Regions from separate parts of the Homo sapiens genome. Here regions 1, 2 and 3 are each linked to region 4. A link is a loop called in an ENCODE intact Hi-C map of the cell type or tissue named here. Cell type or tissue: endothelial cell of umbilical vein. All regions are shown on one strand.

Region 1 (8,000 bases), 520 kb after region 4:
TCTAGTCAAAAAAGAAGCCAAGCAATAGGACTTAGCCAAAGGAAATCCCAGCTTCAGCATACTTTTTAAAATGGCACTGAGAGAGTTTAGGTAGCAAGTAGCGGGACCAGAGGAGAGGGGTTTCAGCTGACTTCTCAACACACATTTACTAAACACTTGCAGCATGCTGGCGCTTAATAATGGACATGGATCCTGCCTACTAGGTTCTTAGAACTGAATCTGAGAAATAAGAAAATGTGGTAAATGACTAATAGAATAAAGAATACAGTGCTGTAAAAGATGTGACAAATACATAGCAAATGAAAAGAGGGGAAAGGGAATTTGAAAGTGTGGTGGGTTATGAAGGGATTGATGTAGAAGGAGACACCTCAAATAGGCTCTAAAGGTTAGATGCATAACCATATATTCAAGCCCTTATCTACTGATTGTAAGAATCAGCGTAGCACAGGATTAAAAACACCACATTTAGAGCCAGAAAGAACAGAGCTGCAATCTTGCTTTTCATTATTACTAATTGTAGGACCTTGACTATATGACATTACTTTTCTGTGTCTCAATTTTATAATATGTAAAATGAGGATAATAATAATAGTGCCATCTCATTTTATTATAAGAGTTATGTGAAAAACTATAGAAAAATATTACACAACCTGGCAAACAGGCAGCAACAAATGCATGTAAGTTATTATTATGGTTATTATTGTTGTGATTTTAGCTATCTGGAGACCCACAGAGATGAACTGATCCCTTTACTCATTCTTACTGCCATGAAAATATGATACTTGAAGTTGGGGCAGCATTCATGTCACCATGGGAAACAGCAAAGAGAACAATATAATGTTGGCTCAGCTTTCACTGAACCTTTTAACCATACTGGCAGCATCTTACTGCCAGACTGCTTGTTATGTGAGAGCTGTAATCCATGTATCTTAAGTAATCGTTTAACAGGTTTTCTTTACCTGCATCGCCAAACACTCCTAACTGATACATTGATCATCCAACAAGGCAATTTTAGAGTGAATAAGACATAGCAGGCACTGTAAGACATTATATGATTTTGATAGGTGGAAGTAATTTCATATTTGTTCTAGATGATAATATTTCAAAGACCCACTGGATCCCAGATTGAAAGGAAGCCAAGAACTTCATACACTCAAACTGAAAGCCCATACCTTTCATTCCCAAAATATCCATGACCATGACAGAATCCGGGTTTCCTCATTCATAAGATGAAAGTAAAGAATAAATACTTTATAGAACTGTTGTGAGGATTAAATACAATAGTCTATGAAAATTTTCTTTCATAGTGCCTGGCAGTAGAAATCACTCAGGAATTGGTATCCATTTACATTATGAAAGCAGCATATTATCATTCCCTAGTGAATTTTCTTGAAAAAATTCTCAGTTATTTAATATGTAATAAATTAGTCTCTTCATTCGAAGCATACATTCTTCCTGGATAGGGTTCAAATGTTACCTTTATTTTTAGTCCTTTCCCCTCATCCCCAGTGCCACAACCAATCACAGCCCAACTCAGAGAACATACTTATTTTTTGTTTTGTTTTATAGAAACAGGATCTCACTATGCTGCCTGGGTTAGTCTGGAACTCCCGGCCTCAAATGATCCTCCCGCCTCAGCTCCCAAAGTTCTGGGATTACAGGTGTGAGACACCACACCCAGTCACAGAGGACATGCTTATTGAAATGAACATTTTCAAACTAGCTGTAGGTCCAGAACCATCATTATCTCTTTGCATATGGAGGCTGCTTCACACTTCCATTATATAGATGCAAATAACCTGAGAGTTGTTAAACAATTCTATAATACCAAGTTGTCCTTGGAAGTCAACATTTCTAAAAGCTAAATAGGAAAGCCTCACCTAAGCTTTTCCTTGACATATGCATTTGGTTCCTGGGTATAATGAAGAGAAACTTGCAAACTGTGAGATAATTTCATTTAAATAGCTCATTTTGATTATAATTTAAGTGGTGATAATAAGGAAGCATCCTAAGCAATGGCTTTATTAGCATAATTTTTGGAAGTCTTGTTAACTCTATGTGACAGAGTTGAATATAAATTAATGAATAATTTAGAGATAAAAAGTTTCTGCTATAAATTATATTTCCAGGTTCTGAAGTTATGAAGAATAATAATTAAGGTCACAGGCACTTGGATCAGATAGACCTAAATATTCCCAGCCTGTCTCTATTTCCTGTGGGATTTTGAGAAAAAATTAATATCTCTAAGCCTCATTGTTCATTTGTACAGTGTTGATGATCATTGTATTTACTTAATAGAATTGTGATAATTAAATTAAAAATGTATGGAAAATGCATTAAATAAGGCTGGCATACAATAATTGCTCAAGAAAAATTGACTAGTCATCTTGCGATTTTCAAGTATAATCTATATCTCAGTTAGGCTCTCCCTACTTCTTAATTTCTGCATTGCATTAGCTTGAACCCCACGTTCCATACTTGAGTTTCTCTCTAATATTGCTGACATTATGAGGAAGGTCAGTTCTCATAGCCATGTTTCAATTTGGATTTCAGATCTGCCAAAGGATCATTCTTTGCTATTGTGGGAATTTCCCTTTATTACCTCCTGGTATTAATTCAGGTAAAACCAAATGTATTCCCCTAATTTTCTTATGTAACTAATTTAATCCTTATAAGACCCTATTGCCAAAGTAAGCACTAACATTTACTTTTTTTTTTTTTTTTTAAACAACCCAAAACTCATTAATTCACTCTGCCAAACGACTGGGCCAATTCCACCTGGTCTCTATTCTTCCTCTACTTATCTGATAATAATGATACTAATGCTATCCACAACCTCCCTCCCCAACACAAATATATGAGAGAGCAGTGGGGACTGTGATTAAATGATAATGTTGATTTTTGCTTTCTTTTCTGCATTTTGAATAAAGAAAATGCAATTTTTGTATAAGTTTTTACTGCCTTATATATGCACAAGTTTGAGTTGCAGTTAAGCACCCATGTAAGACTAAAAGCACAGATTTCCCCTTGCAAAGACCTGCTTTTGGCCTATTCTTGGTTATAATTTAAGCAGACTGAATCGTTTTGCAAGGGGAGCCCATTTGTTCAAGGAAGACCATATTTACAGTCAAAATTCATGTGTTCTTGTTATGACTTCAGTATCCTTATCGGTCCAAAGATAGAACTAGTATTTTATCTGTACAATAGGGTACTTATGATGGATAAGTTAGAAAATCAATGTTAGCACACTTTGTAAATTATAAAACACAATACATGAGTTACACTAAATTGAATTGAGGCAACATGGCAGAAGAGAAGCAAACAAACAAACAAACCTGGGCTCTAAAATGAAAAGACCTCAGTGGCTGACCCAAACAAGCCTTTTTACGTCCCTTTATTTCACTACCTCTCAGAAATGAGGCAAATGATAATAATTAAAATAATACATTTTTACAGGTATCTTATAAAGGTTAAGAAAGATAAATGCTTTTTTTTTTTGTCTTATTTTGTTCGTTTTTACAACATTGTCGGAAAGGAAAAAAAAAAAACGTCAATCCTTATTCCTTTCTCTGTTTTTTTTTCGGCTTTAGATGGTAAGAATATTGTGTGACTTTTAAACCAGAATTCCTGTTAGTTTTGTTTTGAGAGAGATGCCGGCAAATCTGCTGCAGTTGACAGGTGGCAGTGTCCTGGTCCTGAGGAACACAAGGGACAAGGATGACCTCTGGGCTGTTTTGAACCAAGGGTCATGGGTGATGACCGTTTTAAGAAACTACTGCTTCCCTCTAATACATTTTCAACTTTATCTGCTTGATATCACTGTCAGGGGACTGCTCAAAGCATTCAATATGTGGAAGGCTTCCTGCTAGGTATGCCTCACAGAGGAGGTATTATATCTGGTTTCTGCAGAGCACAATGTAGAAATAAAATTTGTCATCCTGCTGCCCTTTTAAGAAAGAAGAACTGTAATAATTCCCATTTGTGTTAATTACCTCATATAATCAACTGATTAATTTTTGCAAGAAAAATTATTGAGTGTTTATAAGGTACCAGGTACTGTGCTAGTCCCTGGAATTGCAGCGATAAACCCCAGAGGTGGTCTTGGGTCCCACCTTCATGTTATTCCCAAATAAGGGAATGATCTGAGGCTTCAGTTTTATATACCCAGTTTAAGCAAGGGACTTGAGATTAATAAATGTTTACTATGGAAAGAAAGAAAAGTAAGGTCTGAATCTTGAGATCTCATGGTATGCTTAGAAGCCATTGTGTTCTTCATTGGGTGGAACTTAACAGGGGTTGAATGGGTAGGAATGACAGGAGAGGAACCTGAAGAATAGACAGAGGCCATAGTAGAGTAGACATTCATGTTATGGGATATACTTTAAGGATCTATATTATCTAAGGGCACTAGAATCGTCTCTGATACACTATACTCCCTATTTCTTCCAAGGCATGTGAAATTCAAGACCAGTCCCAGCTCTTATAAATAACATTCTTCTCAGGCCATTGCTTTAGCCAGTGAACTCACCTCTTGACTGACTATATTAGCCATTTGTTTGAAGACAACTTCATTCTTCAGTAGGGGAAGACCTAGGCCAGCAGCAGCTCTTACTCTGCAACCCTCTGCTACCCTCTTCTGGTGGTAGCCTGTCACTGCAATTAACCCTTCAAATCCAGGTGAATCTATTCTAAGTGTGGTTGGTAATGGCCAATTTAGGAAAAGTGACATGGGGCAGAAAACATAGCCAGACCCAGCTCCTGGCTCTAGAAAACCAAGTCCATTCACGGAATCTGACATCTTAAGGCTATGGCAAGAGACTTCATGTGGTGGGCCAGGCAAGCAGGCTGTATGAGGCCAGGAACATGCTAAATTACTCTCATGCTTCCAATAAGAGGGTAGGCATGTCAATAACAATGAAAATATTACTTTTCATTCAGCAATATTAGAAAGCACAAGCAGCAGCAGGTAAACCAGCACCTCCTCGTGTGGCCTTTCCTTGTCATCTTGCTTAAAATATCTTCAAATTTCTATGTCCATCCTTGTTTCTCTTTTCTCTTTAATGCATTTTTTACCATCTAACATGCTATGTTTATTCAATTTTCTTAGTTGGCTGTCTATATTATTAAAAACTAAGCTTCAGGAAAACATGTTTTGTTTGTTTTTTCTTTTGTCACTGCTATATCCTCACTTATATTAGGACCTGACACCCACTAGTTGCCCAATCAATACTTTTAGAATAAAGAGATATCAGTAGGAAACAACCCTCATTCATGGGACTGCAGGTTTGAGAAAAAATCTGCATAGTAAAAATACAATGAGGTCTCCCAGTCCTGCTGCTTAGATAGTGAGGACCAGGAATAGGACAGTAGATATGAATTGGGTTGCCAGAACTAAGCCCAAATATCATCAGAGTTTTGGAAAGTGTGATTGTTGGGTTTGGCTAAAGTTCTCAAATGTTAACAGAGCATAAGAATAACCTGGGAGGCTTATTTAGATGAAGATTCCTGAATTCCTACCTCCCCAAATTATAGTTCAGTGGGTCTGGATGGACGTTCAAAATCTGAATTCTTAAGCACCCTCAAAATAATACAGAAGGCCCTCTGATGACACTTTTAGGAAAATAAAACCCATCATAGTTCGAGGTTAAAATTGTTTTTGGAGGTTAAGGGAGATTGTGCAGGTGGGAATTTTGCTTGTGGAAAAAAAAAAGAATGGAGGCAGAAGGTGAAAACAAGTGAAGCCTAGGGGCGTCAGATGATCATTGCATGCCCAATTTCAATGCTTAATAAATTGTACTTTCTGCAATTATATTCTCAAAGATTAGATTTTAATATATAGCAAGTGATTCTGACACCAAAAGCACAGAAGTCATACCGTAGAAATGCTGGCATAAAGGGAAGGGAAGGGAAAATATTTTACTTTCTATTATGTATATGTGCCAGACACTGTGCCAAGAGAACTTTACAAAGAGGTGAATATTATTAACCTTATTTTACAGATGAAAAAACATGAGAATCACACATGATATACCACAGAATCACTGTGCCAAGACAGCTTTACATGGAGGTAAATATTAACATTATTTTACAGATGAAAAAACATGAGCATCACACATAATATAACTCCCTGAGGTCACACTGATAAAATAGAGGTGAACTGTGACTCAGATAAAAGGACCCCTGAATCTATTCCCTTAGGTTATTCTATTACGTACAATGATTGTCCTGCAGCACACACATTAAGATTTGTTGAACAGATAAATGTGAGGATGATTTAGTGAACAAATGAATAAGTGATAGCATAGTCAGTGTTAAAATAGGTGAATGTGAGAAAGCTGATAGTGACCACATGGTATCATTCTGAACCAAGACATTCATTTGAATCACTAATATAGTAATCTGATGTGATTAATCAATACTAGGTTTTAGGCAATTCATATTTCTTCATTGACATATTTTGCAGATGAGGTCAAGTTTATTGATGTTCAATGTGCACAGAGTATATACTCTTTTAAATAATTTAGTTACATAAATTTGGCCAACTGTATGAGGTTTTGTAACCCCTACCATAGTCAAGACATAGAATCTTCCCTGGTTTAATTTTGGAATTACTCTTCCCCGACCACTAGCTCTTACCAAAACAACAAAAAAAAATCTGATTCTACCCTTATAATTTCAACTTTATATCTTATCTTACAGATTCATCACTAATTATTTTAGGGTTTTGATGGTACTGCAAACATTTTTAAAATTTTAATTTAAAATTGTTTCTTGCTAGTACTACAGCCTTGAAAGTGATTGCCATCCTAAATTTTGTGTGCTAAGCACCTCTTTTGACTTCTCTTAATAACACTGTGGATAGTGTAAAAAAATACAACTACATTTTGTATGTTAACTTTCTGTTCTGTGATTTTGTTAAACTGATTAGTTCTAGTAGCTTTTGAGGGGTGTATTTTGTGGGAATTTTTACATAGACTATCATGACATCTATAAATACTCATTTATTCCTTTCAAATTCATATACATTGTCTTTATCTTGTCATATTGTTTTAGTAATGATCTATCTCCAGTACAATATTAAAGAGATTTTAGAAAGAAAAAATATTTTTGACTTGTTTCTGATTTTCAAGAGAGAAAACATTTAATTCTTCACTCTTATGTGAGTTTTTTCAAAGATACACTTTAATAGTTTGAGAAAATTCTCTTCAATTCTTACTGTCGTGCAAGTTTTTATTACGAATACATTTTGAATTTTTGTCAAATATTTGTGTAGGTCAGTTGAGATAATTATTACTTTTTTGTATTTTGTTTATATACTTAATTAAATTACTCTCCAGTAATTTAATCTCCACTGACATAATGCTGGATTTATAAAATTAAACTTATTTAATAATGATATCTTACACTTTTGAAAATATATGGCTGGATTCAATTTGTAATGATATACCAGGCAAATATCAGCCAAATTATAATCAAATTGATTTCGGAATAAGAGACAAAGGTGGTTATGTGGTTATGATGGGTTAAATTCAATAAGAATATGTAATAATCCAAAATGGGTATGCAAAGAATAACAGGGTTCAAAATACAAAAAGAAATAGCTAATAGAATAAATAGAAAATACACAATTATATTTGTAGAGTTCTATGCTTCTCTCAAAATAATTGATAAAATAATTAGAAAAACATTTGTAAGGATATAGGCGATCTGCACTAAGCTATCAGCCAACTTGACCTAATTGTTATTTATAGAACATTATAGCCAACAAAACATATAAAGCATTATTTCACATGTGCATAGAACACATCAAGATATATATCCTGGACCTATAAAATATTAATAAAATGATTATAATCATGTATGCACATCAAGCACAATGGAACTAAATTGAAATAAAGGAAGAAATGAGAAAATCTTCAAATATTTGGAAATGTAAGTAACACATGGATAAGAAAGAAATCTCAAGGGAAATTTTAAAATATAAATGAAATAAATGGAAA
Region 2 (8,000 bases), 280 kb after region 4:
ACCACCATCAGAACTAATTAATACCAAGAGGCCAGATTATTAACGTTAGAATCTGTTATATATATTTCTGTGTATGTATGTGTGTGTGTATTCATTTTCTTATAGATATTGACTATGATAAGCTAGGTTGTGTTAAATTCTAGAATCAAGTATGTTAGAATAGGAGAAAATCTGAGTATACCCACAGAATTGTAATAAGTCTATTCCTTTTTCTGTCCTCTCAGTTTTGGCAAGAGAACAGACCTGACTATGTCAACATCCAGCTGTACCTCAGTCAAACAGATGGGATACAGGTATGTGGTTGATGTTATCGTAAATTAAACAAGCCTCTTGATAATAGATTTACTGTAGGAGCTGTGGTGGAAGAAAATTCCTGCAGGTGGTTCGAACAGAAGTTTCCTAGAGGAAAGCCTCCTTTGGAATATGTCCAGGAAAGTCATAGCTTGTCCTTGAAGTCAACCACATTATGCCTTCCATTTGTCCTTCTCACAGGGAGCTTTTGAGTCTGCCCCTCCCCTCTTCACTATCGCCTCAAGTTCTTCTAAAATTCAGACTACACATGAACAGCCTTATGATTTCTTTTTATTGAGGGAATGTTTTATGTGGAGAGAGAAGATGAGTTCGTATACAGTTAAGCTTATTTCTAGACAAAGAAAACTAAAAAATAATGATAGCCATCATGCATTATTTATTTACTGTTCTAGGAACTATGCTAATAATTTCACATATATTAGTTTATGTAATTAAAACAGAGTCAAGCAGTAAATGTTATTCCCATTTTGCAAGTGATGAAACTAATATTTGAAGACAACATTGAAGAGCTGGACTGGTGTATAAATCTAGGCATGAATGCATTCACAAATTTTATTTTAGTACTTTTTGTCATACATTTTCACAATACTTGGAATACAACATTTGAATGTTTTCAGTTACCTCAAAACTAATCTAACTCTAAGTTTTCCAGTCGTATTTCTACCCTACTTGGTATGTAAATAGTATTTCATTTTACCAGTCTCACGAAGTAAGTCAATATCACTTTTCCTCCTGGTATTGCGATAATTAAGGTATGAAGCATAATTTGCATCTGGTTCTCAGTTTGCCTGCCTGGGACTCAGATACTTCCTCCTTTCTCCGCAGTTCACTCTGACTCTTCACATTGATTTAGATCTAATGCTCTGTTAATTGCAAACAGGAGCCTGTTCACAGCCATTTGTTGATAGACCCAATTTTGGAGTTTTGCTGTCTTGAGCTGTCTTGTCTAGGATTATTTCCCCAAATTTACGATGACAATTTGTAGTATTTTACTTATATAATGAGCCAAATATGACAACTGTATTTGTGGTGCCAAAATACTTCAATGTTGAAGTCTATGTGCTGAGCCTTTTTGAGATTGACCAATTAGAATTCATTCTTTGTCTTACACTGCAGTTCTTTAAAGATGAAACAACTAACTGAAGTCTAAGAAAATTAGCCATTTGTCAGAATGGCATTCAAGGAGATTAGTTCTAACAATTGATTCATTTAAAAATCAAATTTTTCTACCTTTTTACCAGAATAGATTTTGTTTGTTTGTTTAAAAACAAACAAATGGAATTCAAGGAGATAATGAATTTTAAAAGAAAGAAGAAAGGAAATGATATTTTGAAATAATTGTACGTGATAGGTTGCCATTTGATACTTACATTCTTTATATCACAGCAATTTGGTGGGAAGCCGCAGCACCAGCAGAAATGATGTTAGAGAACTGGTTTACTTAACTAAATATCGAATAATGTAGTGCTTTCTTTTTGGCAGAAGATAATTGGAGAAAAATATCATGCACTGAATTCAAGACTGTTTATAGGACGTCCTCGGTGGAAACTTTTGTTTGATGAAATAGCAAAATATAACAGAGGGTAAGTACTATACCTCAAAAATTTGATATGTGGCTAATAAAATAATTAAAATATTTTCAAATAATTACATGAAGTTTGAAAATGAATTGGCAATGAGTTTACCAATGACAAATTCACTGAAACACTCTTTCACTATCAAAGGAAGAAGTAAGGCAGGTATCGTCCTACATTTTTGTAATTCCAAATAATTAAAGTTTGGCTTAGAAATAGTCTACAGTGTATTTATGAGCTAAACTCTCCTATCTGATTATAAATTTGTATAGGCCTATATTAAAAATGGGTATTCGCTCCCACAGCATATATCAGGTGATCCTAGGAAAAGTTTTCAAAATCATGTTTCCAAACAAAGAATTTTACAATTAGTTCTAACAATGAATTCATTTAAAAATCACATTTTTTGTACCTTTTTTTACCAGAATGAATGTTTTTTGTTTGTTTTTCAAAAAACTCTCTGCATTGTAATATGCAGTCTTTAAACCTAGAATATTTCCAAAAATATTATTTAGAAACTATAATTTTATAAAGAATCTTGTTCTTATGGACTACGTGTCTATGATCTGAAGAAATTACTAAGAAGGAAAGCTTCCATTTCAGGGCACAGACCAGCCAGCCCATTTGTCTTTTGTAAATTTATCATAGTGCAGAGCACTGATCTATAAGAATTCTAAGAAGATTTTGAAAACTATATAACCACTCACGTATTTTTAGGTTTACATCTAAATAGTTTCATCATAAGTTTACACAGTTGTAAAAGATGTGATTTCTAACATATTGCAGATATTGACATTTTGTAATTAACATAATTTCTTTAAACATATCCACTGGAATATAAATACAGCTAGATGATACTGTCATTTATTACAAAAATACATAAACTCTTCTTTTAGCAGTTGGATGTTTTACATCATTCTTTTTCTTTCATTTAAGTTGTATTTCTGTCCCATTAACCCATATAATTTTATTAAAATTCAATTTATTTTTACATTTGAACTAATCATATTTTTATTGCTAACCTAATCCTAATCATACTTCTGCAAAAAGAATGAACATAAATTAAATATTTCATTTTAAAATTGCCTGTAATCATAAGACTCTAGTGTTAATTTTTACTTCTGGCTTGAGTTATCATTTCAATTACTTTATATAGTTGAACACTTCATAATTTTTAAAATATATTTTTATAAACATCAAAAGGATATTTGATTATAAATGTACAGGCCAGCTTATTAAATGGATATTTTTTAAAAAATCCAATTTAGGAAATCATGGATGAATATTATTTATTGAAGAAATCACTGATTCAAGATGATCCCTATCTCTACCTTCAAAGATTTTGTTTTAGAAGTTACAGAATGGAGGCTGGGAAGCAAAATTTATGAAGGAATAACGTTACCCATGTGATTCAGATTACAGTCATGTTTAAAACACTTTTGTAGTATTACCCTTCCCTTGATGAAGTAGTTTTGGGATGAAGATGTAAGCATGATTTACAAAGCAGAACTTTTTTGTAATATTCAGAGTTGAAATTTAGAAAAAAATGATTTCAACCCACTTTTGGCTATCTTCCTTTCCCATCTTTCTCCAGTATCACCCATCTTAGATGTGATAATCTTGTCATACTCATCTGTCTCTTGCTATGCATTGCAGACATGTTCCTCTTTAGTGCCATTTACTGACTTCTGACAAGAATTTTTTTGTTGATTTTCACTGTATATTGCTGAAAACTGATAGTTCTTTGGCTGAATTCAGAAACCAAATCCCTAAAGAGCAGATTATTTACAGGGAAATAGATTGAGGCTGTTGGTTCCTACAGTTAGTTCTCAAGAAGTCTCATTTGTTAGGCTGTTTGTGTTTTAGAGCGATTTGTGTGTGTGTGTATATATTTGGTAGTTTGTTCTTTTTCTGGAAACAATGGAAAACTGGTTTAAGAAGAGCAAATGTGCACCATCTGCTGTTGACATTTTGTACAACACTTTGACTTTGTGTATTGGTTCTCAGGCAGGTGCCTGAAATGTGTTTACATTTTCTGAAGGATTTTTATGTAGCATACTTAGGAAAAGAATGGATCAACATTCTTCAGGTCTCATTAACTGGACAAAGGCACTGTGTAAATGGATGGTTTCATTTACAATGTAGCATTTTGATTAACCTCATGCACACAAATTGCTGAAAACATATAGAGATAACAGTAGGGAAGACAGGCATATAAGTTAAGATTTTAAAATATCATGGGTTGGGCAACAGTTTTTATCTTTCAGAAAGTGATTACTTATTAAACCAGTAGGCATTAGGTTAGTATACTATGTAGAATACAAATTTAAATTGCATTAAACCCTTCTGGCCCAGAGGTAATGACTGGTAACTCTTCGTTATGTATTCTTACAGAAGCTTTTGTAAGTTTGTGTGAGAGTGTGTATGTGTACTTATGAAAGTATATGTAAACATATGTTTGTATGTGTGTGTGTGTGATATATATTTAAAATCAAAACCTTAGTTTTTTAACAAAAATTGAATCTATGACAAGTAATTCTTCAGCTTACTTTGTTGTTTTTGTTGTTTTATTTTTTTCTTGGCTTTGCTAGGAAGAACGAGCTAACTTTTTAATGATGTGCTTCTTTTGATCATGGACAATTTCTGTATAATTGTACCTCAAAGTATTCTAGAGTATGAATAACATGACTCCTACTACCCTAATTCTTTATATTTAGATAACTTATATTTCTTTACAGTTAAAAATAGTGCTGTGGTAATTATCTTTGTACATACTTTCTCATGTGAGAGTATTGCAGTAGATTAAGATCTTTGAGTTGGAATTGCTGGCTCAACAGGTATACACATTTAGGTACTGCTCTACAAAAACTAAAAGTCAGAATTAATTTACTTTCCACATGTGTGTGACAGTCATTCCTTTCTTTTGTTGCTTTTTTTAAATTCAGAAATTGAATTATATGATGGTATTATATGATCATGGAAAGTGAAGGAGCTTTGGGAGTCAACCTGCCTTCATTTTTATTTTACAAATGAAGAAGCTAGGACCTCAAAATATAATGATTTATCAAAAGCCATGGTTAATGAGCCAGAATGCAGATATGAACACAAGTCTCCTGACTGCAAGTTCATTGTGCTTTACAGCAGGGCATAGTCAGCTTGTCACAGATAAAGAGTGGCAATCTTATTTTACCATGTTCCCCTTAGATGGGAGGTAGGGAGGTGCTGCAAGAAATTCCCATGTTTACTATGAATGCTGTAGCAGAATGTTAACTGTAACACTAAAAGAATTAATAACTAATTATTTTGAAATAGAGATATTCTAAATATTACATTGTAAACCATTTAGTATTTAATAAACTATTAGAAAATTATTTATTATATCTAACCCAAACTTGGTTTCCTATTGTTTGTAATTAAAATGTATATCCTGTTTTGAGCTGTGAAGTTTATTCATGATGCAAAGAGAGAAAGAAAATTTGAACTTTGTTTGGCTTTTTGAGTAGAGAATTACTACTCTGGGATTGGGTGAAATCTTTGAGATTATATCTTTATTTTACTGCCTTGTAGTGTTTTCAAACAATACAATTTAAGAATAACTAGGTTTAGTCTCTCACATTTACTCCTGTGACCCTGAGTCAAGTGACTTCTCCTGGATCTGTAATACAACGAGTGAATAAGCTCTCCGGGGTGATTAAGTTCTCATTATGTAAGATCCTGCGTTTACAAATCTACATGAAAAAGCAAGTATGAACATTTATAGAACTAGTTTCTAATGTCTACCCCCAAACCACATTTTCTTAGTACCCGAATCTACCTCCACTCATTCCATCAAAGGTCTAGTAGACAGGTCTCCAGATAATTGTTGGATTGCAGCATTCTAATGCAAATTTAGTACAAATGAATTGCAAAGATTCCTTGTAGAATTCGAAAAAGAAAAAAAAAAAAGTAAGATTTCATTAAGTTAGTGAGAGTGACATTAGGGAATCCTCAAATCGCACACACACGGAGAGGATATCAGAGAGTTAAGCTAGTTAATAATTGCAAAAGAAAATGTTAAAGAAACACAAAAATCATAACATCCTGTGTGATTTAAAAATAATGATTTTTATTATTATTTATTTTATAATTAATACTTGATTTTATTATCAAGTATTTAACAAGGGCCTTTAGGAAATCTGAAAGACTTGCCAAACTAACTCTATAATTGCCCTGTCAAAGCCAAGCAAGAAAATAATGGTATCTTATTGCCATCATATGGCGTTGACAGAAAGTTTATACAAAGAAATAAAATGACTCAATTCTCTTTTCATTTTAATGGAAGCTACATTATGTTTCAATAGTAATTTAAATTTTATTAAGTATAACATCATTTATTTTCATATATTTTTATTTCTTTTGCTCACTTTGGGTTTAATTAGCTTTTTTTAATTTTTACTAGTTTCTTAAAATGGAAACATAGGTCATTGATTTCAGACTGTTTTTCTTAATAAAAGTGTTTAATGCTATACATTTTCCTCTAAACACCACTTTTGCTAAAACTTATACATTTTGATTTGTTTTCATTTTCATCTCGTTCAAATATTTTTTATTTTTTATGTTTTTTCTTTGACCCATGGGTTATTTTAAAATGTTGTCTAATTTCCAAAAATGAGGAAATTTTCCAGATATCTTTTTGTTCTTAATTTCTAGTTCAATTGGGATTTGATCTAAAAATGAACTCCTTGTGATTCTAATCCCTTAAAATGTATTGACACCTGTTTTATTGCCCAGGATATGTTCAATCTTGGTGAATGTTCCATATGCACTTAAAAAGAATTTGTATTCCATTATTGTTAGATAGAACATTCTACAAATGCCAATTAGTTCCAATAGGTTGATAGTGATGTTCAAGTTTTCAATATGCTTACTGAATTTCTGTCTGCTTGTATTAATTACTCAGAGTATTGAAATAATTAACTATAATTATGAATTTATCTGTCTTTACAGTTCCATCAGTGTTTGCTTTATGTTGAAGCTTTTTATTTTCAGTGTTTAAATCATTTACATTTAATTTAATGAAAATACAGTTGGCTTTAAATCTAGCAGTTCACCATTGCTTTGTACTTATCTATTTGTTCTTTCTTTGTTTTATTTTCTTTTTTTACCTTGATTTGGGTTGAATTTTTTTTTATAATTCCACTTTTTTCTCTAATGTTAGCCATGCCTCTGTATTTTTTTTTTTTTTTCTTTTTAGTAATTGCTTTAGGTTGTTGGTTCCTGAACTGGATTCCTTGGACCAGCATCAATTGGAATCTTGTTAGAAAAGCAAATTCTTGAGCCCTATCCAAGATCTGCCAAATCAGAAACTAGGGATGGGGAGACCTAGCTATTTGTGTTCTATGAAGTCTCTAAAATGATTCTGATGAAGCCAAAATTAAAGAAACATTGTTCTAAGTTTACAGTATACATCATTAGCTTATCACAGCCTATTTTATTTTTTATGTTTATGTTTATGTTTATTTTTTAGAGACAGAGTATTGCTCTGTTGCTCAGGCCAGAGTGCAGTGACATGATCTAGACTCACTGCAACCTTGAATTCCTGGGCTCAAGAGCTCTTCCCACCTCAGTTTCCTGAGTAGCTGGAACTACAGTTGCATACCACCATGCTTAGCTAATTTTTAAAATTTTTTGTAGGAATGGGATCTCACTCTGTTGGCCAGGCTGGTACTTTGAATAATATTGTAACACTTCATGTACTTCCATTTCTTCCATCCGTTTTGCTATTTTTGCATTCATCTTACATATACATATGTTATAGTTCTCATTATTAGTATTTTTTGTTTTAGACATCTAGCATATATTAAAAATATTAGAAATTAGACAAAATAAATATTTTATATTTACTGACAGATTTTACTATTTTGGTGTCCTTCTTTCCTTTGGTTGATTCAAATTTCTATCTAATTTTATTTTCCTACTTCTTGAGTAGTTTTCTTTAGTGTCCTTTATAGTGCTGGTTTGCTGACAATTCTTTCAGGTTTTGTTTGTATACAGTTTTTATTCCATCTTCATTTCTGAAAAAATATTTTTGTTTGGCATCAAATTTGCTTGTTATATAATAGTTGATGTCTTGAT
Region 3 (8,000 bases), 1.1 Mb after region 4:
TGTTTAATTGAAAGACTCTTTTGCACCATCATCTCTAGACTCGCCACAGACACACACTATACCATGAACTTATTAAAGAGAGGAGCTTACTCATTTTCTGTATCATTTGCACCGTGCACAGTGCCAATCACATACTCAATACTCAAAAATGTTTGTTAAATGAATACATGGATAAATAACTAATGTCTGAGCTGCACTGGCATTTGCCAGTGAACAAGAAAAGGCTGAAGCTAGGGAGTAATAGTTATTGAGCACTTGCTATGGGCCAGGCACTGCTCTAAACCCCTTAAATGTAATGAATCTTTTTATATCCACAACAATCTATGGGGTAGGCATTATTAGCTCATTTATTGTACACATGAGGAAACTGAGGCAAACAGAAGCTAATTGACTTCCCCATTCAGATAGTAAGTAGAAGAGGAAGGATTAGAATAAAAGGAAGCTAGCTTCATAGCCCACTCAGGTAACCTTTAAGCTGTGTTCCTTATTCCAGCCCTTATGACAAACATGGCAGCCCTAACTGAGGAAAAACTGAGATTAATGAGTGAGGAGTAGAACTCCCCGCCAAGGAATTTCCTTGAAAACTGCTCCCTGCATCTTTATTGCACTGCACACTTCTGATTCCATCATATCCTGAATGAACCAAATTTGATTGTGAATAGAGTACACAAAAGCTTCTGAGATAAAATTTAAACCTTAAGAACTGCCTGAAATTTGGTGGTGATTTTCAAATATTTGTATAGATTTTCTTTATGAGAATAAAATCTGACTGACTTATTTTTATTATGTATAATATTTTTACAGGAATTGAGAAGACTTACACTACTTTTTGGTATAATATTTTTAGTTACAAAGTTTTTATTATAAACTTTTATTATGAGCTCTTTATAAACCACATTTTTACTCTGCTTCTATTTACTAATTTTTCCCTCCAAGAAGTCCCACAAACTTAAAAAAATAGAACTTTATAAATATACTTTGAGAATTATGCTGTTTTGTGTTTGTGTTGTTTGTTGTATTTTTTTTTTTTTTTTTTTTTTTTTTGAGATGGAGTCTCACTCTGTTGCCAGGCTGTAGTGCAGAGGTATGATCTGGGCTCACTGCAACCTCCACCTCTCAGTTTCAAGCGATTCTCCTGCCTCAGCCTCCCAAGTTGTGGGACTATAAGCGCGCACCACCACACCCAGCTAATTTTTGGATTTTTAGAAGAGATGGGGTTTCACCATGTTGTCCAGGATGGTCTCGATCTCTTGACCTCATGATCCACCTGCCAGCAGGTCAATGTTTCAAGTCATCTAACCCTTTCCCACTCTCTCCCCTTAGAACAAAATTACAGGAGTGCAGCCTGTGAAATCTCAACAGCAGAAATTGCAACCCTTTTCCAAATCCCACCTATCCCTTAGCACAATGGCATTCAACAGGTGCTTACTTTGGATAATAACAATTAATGAGGAACTGCAGAAACACTGACTGGAATGACAGCTCCCAAAAGCAGTGAGAACAACAAGCTGGGATTGTTGTTTCGAATGTGGGGCTGTATTTACAAACTCACCTGGCCATAAATCGCCAAGAGCTGAGTCACAAACCCTGATATAGTTACTTTTCTTTGGAGAGAGTGCCTAATCTGAAGTGAAATGAAATAGGCAAAGGATCCTTATGCTTCCCACCTTGGTTCAGTCCAGTGTAATTCAACCAGAGTTTTTAGAATAATCATTATATACTGGGTACATTGCTGAGTTCTGGGAGAATAAAGATAAACAAGACACAAAGCCTGCCCTTTGGAAAAGCTCACAGAGTAGTGGGGGAGATCAATTCATACACAAAGCAATGTTTTAGAGTATGAAGTGATGAGAGAGAAAAATGCACAGAGAAATCAGAAGTCACTGAAGAATAAACTAAGTCCAATTTGAAGGTTTCAGGAAAGGTGACACTTGAGTTGAATCTCAAAGGGATAGCATTAGGAGAAATACCTAATGTAGGTGATGGGTTGAGGGGTGAAGCAAACCACCATGGCACGTGTATACCTATGTAACAAACCTACATGTTCTGCACATGTACCCCAGAACTTAAAGTATTAAAAAAAAAAAAAAAAGGATGATTAAGCCACGTGAAAACCGTGGAATACACCATACTGGGAAACAACAGGAGCAACAGCCCAGAAGTATGAAACAACATGGTGTGTGCAGGGAATCACAAGCATGTAAAATGTGTGTCAGCAGGTAACAGGAGATGAAGCTGACAGGGAAGGGGCAGAGGAGGATCCTCTATTGTTTCCTTATAAGCTTAGCCTCAAGGAGCCATCAGCCAACCACCTTCCAGCTTTCCCAATTTCCTTTCAGTTGCCTCTTTTCCCTTCTTAACACCCACTTTAGACATCCAATTCCATAATACTCATGGCTACCTCCCCAGCATCAGCCTGATGCCTCCACACACCATATGCAATCAAAACTTCCCCTCCTCTCTGCTAGAGAAGAGATAAATTAATCTGTGCTATGATGATAAGGATTAATAATGGCTTGCTTCATCCTTTATGCAGTAAACACTTAATGAGCAACTACTTTATGACAGATACTGTGCTAAGTACTTTTATCTGTTATCTCATTGGATCTTCACATAGTATTTTAAAATAGAAACTATCATCGCCTATCCACATATAAAGAAAAATTAGTAACGGAAGCACATAGAGGCCTAATAGCCTTTAGTTAGTGAACTAATAGGTGGTAGAACCAAAATTTAGGATTCAAACGCAGGTCTATGTATCTTCAAAGCTCTTTTTCATTCCAACATTGCTTTACTGGTGGATTTATTTTCTCAAGCATGTATCTCATTTTGTTCTTGTTACTGTTGATAAATAAGGTCATGATGAATGTATTTCTGCCACATATTTTGACACAGATTTTTAGTCCCAGAGAAATAACCCTAAATGCAACATTTTTTTTCTTTTTTTGGTATATAGGCAAATCAGTCCAAGTGACCCTGATGGAACAAGGTAGCCGTCGGTGTCTCTCATGTCATAATTTGACAGAAGTAGTGTGGTATAGGGAAGTGAGCCTTGTCAGCGAAGACATGCATTCTAATCCTGACTTTGACATTTATAAGCCAGGACCCTAGACTAAGCACTTAAATTCTCAGAGCCTCTAGAAAATAAGGACAAAAATATTCATTTCACTCTGTATTGTGCTCAAAGGTCCACTGTGAACATAATACAGGATGTATCCCACAGGGCCATGCATGGTGGCTCATGCCTGTAATCCCAGAACTTTGGGAGGCTAAGGCAGGCGGATCATGAGGTCAGGAGTTTAAGACCAGCCTGACCAACATGGTGAAACCCTGTCTCTACCAAAAATATAAAAATTAGCGGGGCATGATGGTGGGCACCTGTAATCCCAGCTACTTGGGAGACTGAGGCAGGAGAATTGCTTAAACCCAGAAGGTGGAGATTGCAGTGAGCCAAGATTGCGCCATTGCACTCCAGCCTAGGTGACAGAGCAAGACTCCATCTAAAAAAAAAAAAAAAAAGAAAAGAAAAGAATGTGTCCCACAGTTCATATCCATGAAATGTGAGTTTTCTTTTCACTAATCCTGGGGTCATCTCATGACCCCACCTAATAGACAGTCCTGGTGACAATCTGAGTAGGTTACATGACTTTACTCTTTAGAATGCTACTGACATGGAAATATTTGACTTCAGGAATCCTGCCTGAACTACTAGGAAATCATTGCTCTATCCTGGGGATCCATGGCCCTCCAAATTTTCATTACATCCTTCGGTGGCAAGTTAATAAGTTTCTGCTTAACTGCTTTTCTAGAAGTCAAACTTTCCTCAGGGTTTAAAGGCGGTTTGTGAGTTTTAGCCATTTCCCTCATTCCTGTTGTGGTTTGGCAGTGCATTTATGATTCTTCATAAAAAATATGAGTTTTAACTTGGCCCAGAACATGTGGATCCATCTTTACTTAATTACATAGAAACTAAATGATAAATCACTGCAATAAATTTTATGCATCATATAATATGAAGCTGTATTTGGTGAGGTATGTGTGCGCTTATGTTTTTCATGTATATTTAGTCAAAAAATTTAAAAAAGCAACTGAAGAAAATAGTCACAGCATCTCTCAGGTGCATAAGCTTTGTGCCTAGCCTTGCTCTGTGGCATCACGACAGCACATTCTGGATAAAGAAGTTGCCAGAGTGCGTGACTCCCCCTCTGCTGAGTTAAAACGGCACAGCCAGAAATACAAACTAATAATGCTGTTTCTTTCATTTATTTATGTGACTTTTTAGTTTGAGAAAAAAGAGAGACCACAACTTGGTAAACAAACATAAATCTGTCATTGGCCATGTTCTTCCAAAACAAACAGTAACTGAAAAGCAAAAAGCATGGTGAATATAATGAGGCTCCCAGTGAAAAGAATAATTACAATCAGCATTTGTTAAGTAAGTCCCAGTCCAGTCGCGTGAGACTCTTTTCCATGTGTTTTGCGTACTACTATTTTATGGGGTAAGACTTCCCAACCCAGAGTTTCTGATTCAGTTTGTCTGGAGTAGGGCCAGAGAGATTGCTTTGCTAAGGAACTTCCAAGTAATGATGACATTCCTGGGTTAGGAATCACAACATAGATTCACTTTGAGAACAATGGACTTACATATTCTAAGCTCACACCAGTGATATGAGTCAGATATTATTAACTCTGTTTTAAAAGTGAGAAACTTGAAGCTGAGGGAGGTTAAGTGATCTAAGATTACATAGCTGGTAAGGGACACAAATGGTCCTGACATCCAAGGTTGTCTGAGTCCAAACAGCATGTTCTTTCCACAGTACCATGACTGGTAAGCTTTCAAGAGGATATGTCAAGTGGGTAATTGTTCCCTCCTTCCTGTTTGCTCCATATTCAAACTTTTGTTTTGCAGATTCATTAAACTCTAGGACATTGCTGGCCCACCTGAGGGTAAGATAATAACACTGCCATTATAAGAGGCTTGCTATTGGTTATTAAGCATACTCTCCACTCTGCCCATCTGGTAAATTCCATAGCAGTCTCAGAGATTATGTGAAAAGTCTTCATCCACCTTCTCCACTTCTGGTTGAGGGGAACACTTTTTCACCTCACTAGGAGCCAATGTCCAATCCAAAAGATTATTTGCCCTTCCCCTACATTCAGGTCCAAACAAACAACTGCATCAGTGCCAGATGCAGGAACATAGTTAATTAACAGGGAATTAGAAAAGAACTTGGGATATAAGTTGGCTAGTATCTCAGCATCATCATGTAGAATTGCTGTAAAAACAAAAGCTAAATTAAACAAAAAAATCTTATTACATCTTCAATAGCATGAATAAAACAAGGGAAGTAATAGGATAGAATAATATCAACCTGGAAGTCCTCTTTAGTAGCCAGATGATGGCCCCCAAACATGGTCACATGCTATTCCCTGGAACCTGTGACTATGTTATCTTACATGGCAAAAGGGACTTGCAGGTGCAATTATGTTAAGGAAAGATGATCCTGGATTATCCAGTGGGCCCAATGTGATCACAAAGATATTACAAGAGGGAAGCGGGGTGCCAGAGTCGGAGAGACATTTGAAAGTGCTATTCTGCTGGCTTTGAATGTGGAGGAAGGGTATAGAAGCCAAGGAATGCAAGCAGCCTCTAGAAGCCGAAAAATACAAGGAAATGGATTGTCCCCTACAGCCTCCAGAAAGGAATGTAGCCCTACTGACACCATGATTTTAACTCAGTGGAAGCCATTTCAGCCTTCTGATCTCCAGAACTGTAAGATATTAAATTTCTTTTGCTTTAAAGCCACTAAATTTGTGGTCAACTTTTAAAGCAGCAATAGAAAACTAATACACCCTTCATAAGATCTGGATCCCAGATGAATGATCCTTTCCTAACCACAACACTCCTTAAAAGGTAGACTATCTTGGATTAGGCAAAAGGAGAGGAGATTTTGGTCTTCCCTACCCAAAACTCCTGTGAGGTTTTATGACATCTTACAAGGTTTTACTTTGGTCATACGTATCACACAGAAAGTCACTGTATTTTTCCCCCCAACATGCATGTTCTACCAGAGATCATTGAGGACAAGAATATATTCATCCCTAGGTTGGCTCTGAGTAGATACTCAGTAAATCACTGTCGTGGTAATACAAGGTGTGAAAATGAGAGCAAGTTCTACCAATTCCCCCTACTTATATTCCTCAGGGATAAACAAGCTCCTGCTGTGCTATACCATCCATCTTAATTTTCCCCTATGCTGTGGCCTGTTCACTTTTACTCTGGATCCCACTGGAGTCTTGATTAGAAGCTAAAGAGAGCAGGACCACACTTGGCCCATTAGTGAGAGTCAGGCACACCAGACATTGTGCTCTGACTCAGGCAGACACATTATGACAATGCAGAAAAGGCACAGAAGGAACATCAGAGGAAAATGAGGGGGAACAGGAACTCTGAGTGAACTGTGGACACATCTCTCAGGAACTATCTAGCCACTGGATACAGCTGAGTGTACGGCTTATTGCTGGAGAATGGACCAGGACAAAAGTAGACTTTTCTCATCCATGCACAGAGCTACGGCCTGCCAGCATAGCAAAATGAGAACCAAATGTTCTAGCCCAAATGGACTAGCAAGCACTTTTCCCTTTGATTGATTAACTAATAAAAACACAAGAAAAATTGATTTCATCATTCACTCACAACAGAAGTCCAACTTCAGGACTTGTCTTAATCTAAAGAATGTTTAAAATGTCCGATGGTACTTGAGAAAAACTGAGCAAATTGACTTTAGTGAAAAACTTTAAAAAACAACAAAAAAAGACATGTTAGCAGAATGCTAATGTGATGAACTGGAGCTAAGCAGTTGCAGACTTCTGATGTCTTGGCTGTCTTTTTCACCTTCAAACTCCAAATCCCTACATCAAAGCACATGTTATCTAATTTCCCCTTGGAAATTTTTAGAGGCTTTTGTTTAATTGCATTCACTGTACAGACACTGCTCTGTGACTGTATCTCCAGGGAGAATAGTGCCAGACAGACTACGAGTTATGGGCTGAGAGGAGCAGACAGCTTTTAAACTCTGGGGCATTTCTGACCATCCTCAGTAATGCTAGAGAAGAATCAGACCTTGTGTGTCAACAGTCTATGGACTGTTTTTCCTCCTCCTTTTCTTCTCCCCTCAACCCCTAACCTGGTCCCCAGCAGTCAGTCGACCAGGTCCCTTTCCTGGCCAGTAGGTGGCAGGCGAAGTTCTTTGGGCAACTCCAGTGAGAAAGCCTTTCTGCCCAAGATGCACTCAGCTTGTGTAGCAATAATCAAAGACTACCACTGTGGGTTTGCACAGAGAGCTCAATGTAAGCAGCAGAGACAAACTTTTGCAGAAGCAGTGGTAAGAGTAGAGGTGCTGATTCCCAGATGGACCAGCTGAAGAAGATTCCTAATACAAATTTCTAAATTTCATCTCTTGGTTTGCTGATTATCATTGATATCACATTTCCATAACCATAAAAATGATATAACAGTCCAGCCACGATGGCTTATGCTTATAATCCTAGAATGTTGGGAGGCCAGTGGGAAAGAATCACTTGAGGCCAGGAGTTCAAGACCAGCCTGGATGACATAGCAAGACCCCATCGCTACAAAAAAATTAAACAAAATAGCTAGATGTGGTGACAGACAGCTATCATACCAGTTACTCAGGAGGCTGAGGTGGGAGAATCACTTGAGCCCAGGAGTTTGAGGCAACAGTGAGCTATGGTCATGCCACTGCACTCCAGCCTGGGCAACAAAGATCCTGACTCAAAAAAAAAAAAAGATGTGACATTTAAAAGTTGGAAAAAATGAGCTGTAGCTGTTTCCTAGAATGTTGATGCTAGATTTTAAAAACATACACCTCACACACCATAGAAGAAGGCTTGCCTAAATATCTTCCTACCAGTCACTTTTGACAGTGAAAATACCTTTACAATTCAATGAGTTCTGCTTCCAGTGTTAATTCTTCAGA
Region 4 (8,000 bases):
TATCTCCTTCTTAAAATACTTTCTTCACTTGACTTCTGGGAGCTACTCTCAGTTTTCCTATTCACTTTAGATGTTCCCCTAAGCTCTGTTTACTCATTTATCTCATCCCTCCACTGGAGTTCACTGGAGTTCAGTCCTTAGATCCTTTCTCTATCAGCATTCACTCACAAGGTGATATCACATAGCCTTTGAATAGTATCTGAATATTGATGATGGTCAAATGTTATTTCCCCTGAACTCGAGATTCTATTCAACTCCTACTAGACATCCTTACCTGCACAATTAATAGACACATCAAATTTAATATATCCTAAGTTGGACTCTTGATGTCCTGCTCCTCCAAACCTGGTCCTCTTGCACATTTTCTATCTCATTAAATGTCTATTTCTTCCCATTGCCTAAGCAATTCAGAGTCACTCTCGAAGTGACTTTTCTCATTTCCCCATGCATATTCGATCCATCAGTTGTGTTAATTATGCCTTTTAAATGTGTCAAGAATCTAATTACTCCTCTTCCACTGCTAACTTTTGTTGAAATGACCATCAGCTGTCTCTTGGATAAATACAATCCTTTACTTTTGGTATTTCTGATTCAGCATTTGCTTCCTTATTATCCGTTCTGAACATAGCATCTGGGTCAGAGGTCTTGTCACCCTCTGTGTCCCAAAGTCTACAGTGATTCCCACCACCCTCCTTATCAAGGCTAACAAGGCCCTACATGATCTGGTCCCCACTTCTTTTCAGACCTAATTTCTTCTACTTTTTTCAGGCTTCACTCATTAGCCACACTGTCCTCCTTGGTGTGCTTCCACTCTTAGCACATTCCCAGCAAAGGCCTTTTGTTCTGATTGTCCCTCTTCTTGGAGCTCTCTTCCTTAAATATCTGCAAAATATCTGCTTATCTTCTTCCATCACATCCTTCAGGCCTTTCCTCAAATGCCAATTTCTCAGGAAGGTTTTCCCTGGCAACCGTATCTAAGATTACGCTTTCCTACCCCAGCACTATCTAACCCCATCCCTGCACAGTTCTCTTCCTATTTACAGCCATCTAACCTACTACATATGTGACATATCTATGTATTGACTGTTTTCCCCTCTAGAATATATGTACAATGAGGGCATGGATTTTGTTCACTGTTTCATTTCCAGCACCATAAAGAGAACCTGATATATAGAAGACCCTATATAAGTAACAATTGAATACTTAAAGGCAGGCAACTCTGGGGTTTCTTCCCCAGACCTCTGTACCAGAAATTGAAATAGGAAATAGAAGATATTGAGGATACTAGGTATTCTCTACCTGTGTTATTGACCAGAAACAGCAACATATAATTTTTCTTTACAGGGACTAAGCTAATCAATAATGAAGCAATGTCACTGACAATCACACTCATAGAATGAATTTTAATAAAAATATATTTTTATTTTGGATGCTTTTTGTTGCATTTGAGAGAATGAATTGAGAATTTTTGTTTTTTTAAGTCAGGTGGACTCCTAATAACTTTTAAAGGCTAAGTTAAAAAGGTCTCATTTTCTCTAAGGCATTTATGACTTACCAGTCAGTCAGTCACTCTTTCCTCAGCATATTTTATGTATATCTTAACTCTAGCTCTTATCACATTATTTCATAGTTTGCTGTATTGGGTTAATTCCACAACTAGGCTTTGTGTCCCCAGGAGCTACAACTGCTTCTGTCACATAGTAGGTTCTCATAAATCTTTGTTGAATAGCTTATGTAGACTCAGATGCCACAAGATTGGCAATAATTCACTGTTATTACAAAAAGAGAATTAATATAAAACATCACCTTGTTTGTAGACATATTAAAGAAGAAGGGAACCATGAAACACAATCTTTAGGAATTACAATGTGTCCTCTAAGTTTTGGATTTAATTGTCCTACCTAAATCTTAACAAACAAAAGCACATTGATACTTTATTTGTCTTCTTCTTATGTTTTGTATTACCCTGACTTAGTCACCAGATGTCACTATGAGACTGTTGTCCAGGTCACTCTTTCTTTAAACAAGAAGGAAACAAAGACCTCACATGAGGCATGGAGCAAAACCTATGTCCTTGTGGAAACACCTTATAAATGTTAAGGCTAGTAGATTTAGGGTTTTATTTTAGAGTGGATTTTGGCATGGCTTAGTGTGTAAGAAAGAGCACTGGACTGGGAATCGAGAATCCTGGATTTTAGCCCCAGTTCTGTCATTTTAGAATAATTGACCACCTGGTAGATTTCTTTACTTTTCTGGCCTGTGAAAGATATCCTCATCTGAAAATAAGGGTGGCAAAAGAACCTCAAAATCTTCAAGCTCTAACATCCAGTGATTCTATTCCCTTCTTTTGCTAATTTCTTGGAAAGTAGCCAGAGGTCTTTACTACCAGGGATGATTTGGAAAGTCAGCATAAGTGAGAATAATGAGTACCTATTGCATACTCTATTTTATTCTAAACACAGTCTCTGCTAGGTTTTGACCTACCATGAAGTGGGGAAACCTTTATGGTCACTCTCACTTCTACACAGTCTCTGTATATTGGTGGTACACATTGTGTGAAATACCTTTTCCATCTAGAGATTGCTTCATTTTTTTATTATAAAAACATTACACAAAATTTGTTTAAGGTGTCATGTAAATATACTTTTAGTGACTGTCATTTTTGGGTTTCACTCTCAGAGGAAAATGAATTATTTATATTAGGTATTTCTGAATACCTAATCTGAATATTCTTGCTTTTTTTTAAAACCAGTTCTCTGCAATGTTCACCCATCCACCTACCTAAAATATGCACCACTTAATCTTTTATTCATGCTGCTCCACAGCGTCCTGTAATCATAACCCACTTGTGGTAGACTCAGACACTGTTGTTGTATGAATGCCTCATTTATCTCTTTCTGTGCATATTTATGTTTCAGTTAGCTATTTTCATTGCATGTAGTTCCTTCCATAGTGTGGGTTCTCGTATTCTCAGCCATTTTCTTTGTCATTATTTTACTCAGAGTCGAACCACAGAGTAAATATTTTTGAGAACAGTCTGAATTACATGGAGCCTTTAACACTTACAGGCACTATCCTAATACCCAAATTATTATATAGAACAAGTTGACACAGGCTTTTATAGAATTATCTAATCCTGAAACATATCTTGAGTATTTACTAAATGCTCCACACTGTTGATGTTCTGGGATTGAAACAGCAGATAACACAGTATGGCACAGAGAGAGCAGGAACAAGCATTTACACAGCAAAGTGGTGACCGTTACAGTGGAGTTGTGTGCAACACACTGTGAGAGGCTAGAGGATGGTATAGACTTACCCTTGAGCTGACCTTCAAAAATAGTCAGGAGGGTTTGCATGGGAGGTTGGGAGTCTATTCCAGGCAGAGGGGACAGCAGAGGCAAAGAAAAAGAGGTTTGAGACTACATATTAGACTGGAGAAGTGCATATGGTCTGTACTTACTGCTTAGCAACAGAGTAGAATGATTTGCTGGGAGGTGAGACTGAATTAACATTAATCTATTGATTTCTCTTTGAAATTTACAAAATTTTCTCCTCTCCCCTTCCTTCTTTATGTATTTTGGTTCTACTGGAGTCAGTTCAGGTGTTTCTTAGGAAATTGTTCTTTATGATCTCTGTGAGTTGACATTAAAATATACATTATGTATGTTCTGTGACACATTGTTACTCTTACATGTTAGTTGTTTAACACCTACATGGGCTCTTGCCTCAGCTAAACAGTGAGTTCTCAAAGATCACATTCATGATTAGCAGCCACACTGAATTATTATTACATGGAAGAATGGAAGGCAGGAATGAAGAAAGGAATGGTGGGAGGGAGGAAAGAAGGTAGGAAGGAAAAAGAAAGAAGGGGCGGAATAAGCACTTGTAGTGGAAGATGGAATTAATGTTTTTCAAGAGTATCTTAGTTTCTAAGATGCTCAAATACAATGAGAAATATATTTGAGCATCCTGAATTGTGTGAAAGTTTTAAAATAATATTTGTCAATGTTCAGGAGAAAAATCCTTCTGAGCATGTGAAACAAGAGGAAGACCGAAGGTAGATATGCATAGAACCCTATCCACAGTTACTGAGTATGTTTAGTAGTGTAGAAATTGAGAAAAACTGCCTTATAGAGAGCTCAGCTCCAAAATGACTGGCATGAGATTTAAACTCAGCATGTATAGGTCACATAAAATAATATCACACTCCAATCTTAGATATCATAGACCCTAAAAGGGCAATAGTGCAAGGTCTTTCATTGCACTGTCTTGATATTTCTAAGTCAAACTGCTTTTTGTTTCAAGGAAACACAACCTCTTGAGGAAGAAACTTCTGAGATGGCAGCTGCCAGAGATATACAAGCTGCCCAAGTGAGGGGATAGGAAAAGCTGAAGACAGGCAGACATGACTGTGGGTCCAGGCTCTACCTCTTGGTAGCTATGTGACCATCGTCAAGGTGCTGTGTTTCTTCTACCCAAGCTTCAGTTTCCTTGCTTATTAAATACAATGAGTTTTTTTTTTCTTTCTGACAGAGGGGGCAGCAAAGACAAAAAATTGATTACAAGAAAGGGAGTATCTGAAAAACTCGGCATCGTGCCTGACACGTAGTTAAGTGCTCGGAAAATAATAGCCATAATTATTGTTGACAAGTCTGGAGCAGGAAAACAAACAAGCATACAGAACACAAGATTAGACTGTAGGTTAAAAAATACAAGGTCTAGTTCTGGCTCTGTCATTTATTTGCTACATAACCTCAGTCACATGTGTTGTTTTCCCTCATCTATACAATTGGAGAATTCTACCTATTGTACCTACTTGGCAGCATCATATGAGATTATATAGATATAGATATATATAGCACTATATGGTCTAAGGGATCATTTTTATTACAGACTTGATTTGAAAAATGCAGAGTTCCACTCCCTCAAGATGAAGCACCCGTGCCTTGTTCTGCCTGACAGCCTAGGACTGATGCTACTTGCAGAATTTTAGTGCTCTGGTTACTGAAAACAGTATCACATGGCACCGTGCAAAGTACAGTGCCCATTTTATGGTCTTATGAAGCACACATGCCAAAGTTGAGAGTTTAATTGAAAACCTAGCAGTTTTTCATGATGGCTCACAGTACTTTACATTTTTAAAGAAACTCTTAATAGGTTAGCAACATGGTGTTTTGTTGTCATGGTTATCATAAACATCCAAGTCACTATCGAGTGTTATTCATTTGTAGGTTATTTAGTCAATCATTCTACTCACTATTCTTAGAGATTGATATGATTTAAAGATACTATTGTTCTTTTCAATTCTTGTTTCTGCAATTAAGATATACTACAACATTTTCTTACATTAATGCCAAATCTTTTTAAAAATGTCAGCTTTCTTCCAAATAGTCTCCTCAAATAATACGTTAAGGACTTCCAGAAAACATGGGGACTACCAAACCAATACTCACTCTTTATAGCTAAGGAAAACTGAGCTGCAGAGAGTTTTAGAGATTTATACAAACTTCTATGGTGTTAGTTGAAGAATATTAGTTGTTCTTGCCTATATGTTTTCAAAGGCAGATCATGTCATCCTTGAAGGTAAAGTCATATTTTGTTTTGTTTTGTTTTAATTCAGTTTACTTCATAGCATTTGTATTTAATATAATTAATTCAGCAAATGTCACTTGTTTCTTTATATTGTTACATTTTGTTTTATGTTATCCCTGGTAAGTCATTATAAACTTAGTTTTCAAAATAATTTCCACACGAACAATTTTGTTATATCTTAGCCATATCCCTTTGAAGAACATAGTATAGTTATCACTCTATTATAAATTTTACTTGCCAAATGATGATATTGAAGTTCAAAGAATTTATGGCCTTGCTCAATGTCTCATGGCTAGTAAAAGAAGATGTCAGAACTTAAATACAAGTCTCTGACACCAAGCTTTCTCTAATCCACAGAAAGTGTTATTTAAATGAAAATATTAATTGCTTAGAGAAAGTAAACTTGAAGAAATAAGGAAGTCAGTTTTGCTTGGAATTAGAGGTGATAATTTTCATTCTCTTCAGAGCTCTGGTTGCATGTGAAACTAAACTGGATTGGAATCCCATTATGTAATTTGAAGTATCGTTAGTCCTTAAGACACTAGACATTGACATGTTTAAGCATAATTTTGTAAACTCCATTCAGAGTAAGATATAATGTAATTGTTTTTGAATTCCCCATACTAATGCCTTTCTTCACCAGAGAAGTTAATGGTGCCTTCTATATGTGACTTATATGTGCACTTCCTCAAATTATCAACAAACAACTGAACTTGGCTTCCTCAGTGTGAAAATATCTTATTGCTTTCAAAACATTGCAATATTACAACTCCAAAAAAATGTAATTTTGATCATATGCATTTTACTAAGAAATAATGGTTATTATTATATTTGGTTTTATTTATTCTGTATTACAGTTAAATACCATATAGTAAATATTTATTCATATGCTGCTTCCTCTTAAACAGGCTTTGAGATAGGTTCACATGTGCAATAGATTAATAAAATATAAGTACACATGAAAAATTGACAATGGTTGAAGAATGATGGATAATGCTTGAATAAAAGAGGAAAGAATGAATTTTCTCTAAATTCAGCCATTATTTATGTATTTTATAATCATAGAATTTTAGAACAAGAAGAAATCTTAAAGTTTTTATTATTGAATATCTTTTTTTATAGCTGAAAAAATTATAGACCTAAGCGTTTTGCCAAATATCACACAGTCAATTGGTACCAGCACCAGGACCAGGACATAAGTTATTTTTTAACTTTGTGCCAGAACATCCCCAACCTGACACATCTGACTTCCTTAATAACGCATTACTTAATAATTTGACTCTACTTTCACTTTTCCTTTGTAATCCCCAAAGTGAATTACATGACCAGAAAGCAGAAGTTCAGAAAGAATATATTTATGATCAAACTTTGTCTTCCCTTTTCAAATATATTTTTCTTATTATTTGCTTAAGCGAGCACATTGAGTGAAGAATAGCATCTAGCAGTTTGCTCATTCAATGTGCATTGCCGATAGCTACCATAAATATTGTAAACCACTGATACAACTTTTTCTTTTCTCATTCCAAAAAAGGACATAGGCAGGGGGAGCCGTGTGAATATCCCATCACACCATGGCTGGATTATTGGCTAGTACAACTCTGAGTCCTTCTATCTGCTCCCAATCAATTCCAGCCACAAATTTTATGCTCATTGAATCCATGAACAAGAACATCATCTTAAAATATTGACTTATCAGAACAAAATAATCAATGACTCATTTAAAATTATTAAATCTAAACTTCTTTAACAAAGCTCTACAAAATCAAACCCTATGAACTAGTATTGTAATGAGGGAGGGAAGGTATGCATAGGGCAAGTTTTAGATTTTAAATTGGAGAAGTAAGTGCTATTTGAGGGAGATTCAGGGAAGGATCCAATCCTAATATCAAAGTCAGAGGCATACTCCGTCATGACAAAGGGGGACAAGAAGCAATGGAGGCAGGATGCAGTATTGTCCTCAGAAAAGAAGCTTGAACCCATAGAATGACTCCCATAGAAGAAAAAGGCACAGGTGGAACTTCCCAAGGACTCTCTTCTCTACATTGGCAGGCCACCTGGCAGTTTCTGGGGACTGAGACCCAGGTGCTTTAGCCAGATGGGGTTGCCTCTGGGAAAATGCACACAGAACTGATCTTACTCTGCCTTCCTTTCTAATCTCCAGGGTTTCCTGAACAAGTTTCACTGAATTTTTGATCAGAAGCAGCTTTGGGCTGTTTGAAAAAAAAAATCTGTTGATCTGCATAGTTCTTTATGCACCATTAAATAGAAGGCACCTCAGTTCAGTCTTTTACCATGAAACCAAACATACCCTTTTTAGGTCCATGTTGGAATAGTTCTTTGACCAAATAAAAAAGAAAGGATTATATATCAGGTTATGAACAAAGAGCATGTGTGATATGATAGAG

The links. Peaks named below come from ENCODE experiments on the same cell type or tissue, not always from the same donor. Only the 100,000 strongest peaks of a DNase experiment are listed, where the experiment ranks them.
Region 1: it touches region 4 in a loop (11-fold over the local background); 40 of 110 quality-filtered maps call a loop at or near these places.
Region 2: a loop joins it to region 4, with 10 times the contacts of the local background. A loop is called at or near these places in 26 of 110 quality-filtered maps.
Region 3: a loop joins it to region 4, with 10 times the contacts of the local background. A loop is called at or near these places in 4 of 110 quality-filtered maps.

What each region holds. Positions count from the first base shown.
Region 1 is chr11:89,094,721-89,102,720 of GRCh38, reverse strand. No RefSeq gene overlaps it. Among named protein-coding and RNA genes, the nearest start is that of GRM5, 33 kb to the right of the region's middle. In endothelial cell of umbilical vein, a CTCF peak has its summit at 4,630 (motif pointing left); a DNase peak (open chromatin) is centred at 4,540.
Region 2 is chr11:89,329,740-89,337,739 of GRCh38, reverse strand. NOX4 (NADPH oxidase 4) reads left to right here. Exons shown (of 18, transcript NM_016931.5): 16 at 225-293; 17 at 1,795-1,895. Among named protein-coding and RNA genes, the nearest start is that of TYR, 160 kb to the right of the region's middle. In endothelial cell of umbilical vein, a CTCF peak has its summit at 3,846 (motif pointing left); DNase peaks (open chromatin) are centred at 449, 3,839 and 5,479; H3K27ac peaks cover 1,767 bases.
Region 3 is chr11:88,551,844-88,559,843 of GRCh38, reverse strand. All of the region lies in intron 8 of GRM5 (glutamate metabotropic receptor 5), which reads left to right. Among named protein-coding and RNA genes, the nearest start is that of GRM5-AS1, 51 kb to the right of the region's middle. RefSeq lists a silencer at 7,109-7,403. In endothelial cell of umbilical vein, a CTCF peak has its summit at 7,244 (motif pointing right); a DNase peak (open chromatin) is centred at 4,583; H3K27ac peaks cover 2,595 bases.
Region 4 is chr11:89,611,199-89,619,198 of GRCh38, reverse strand. No RefSeq gene overlaps it. Among named protein-coding and RNA genes, the nearest start is that of TRIM77, 95 kb to the left of the region's middle. RefSeq lists a silencer at 4,364-4,658. In endothelial cell of umbilical vein, no CTCF peak of the experiment used is centred here; a DNase peak (open chromatin) is centred at 4,588.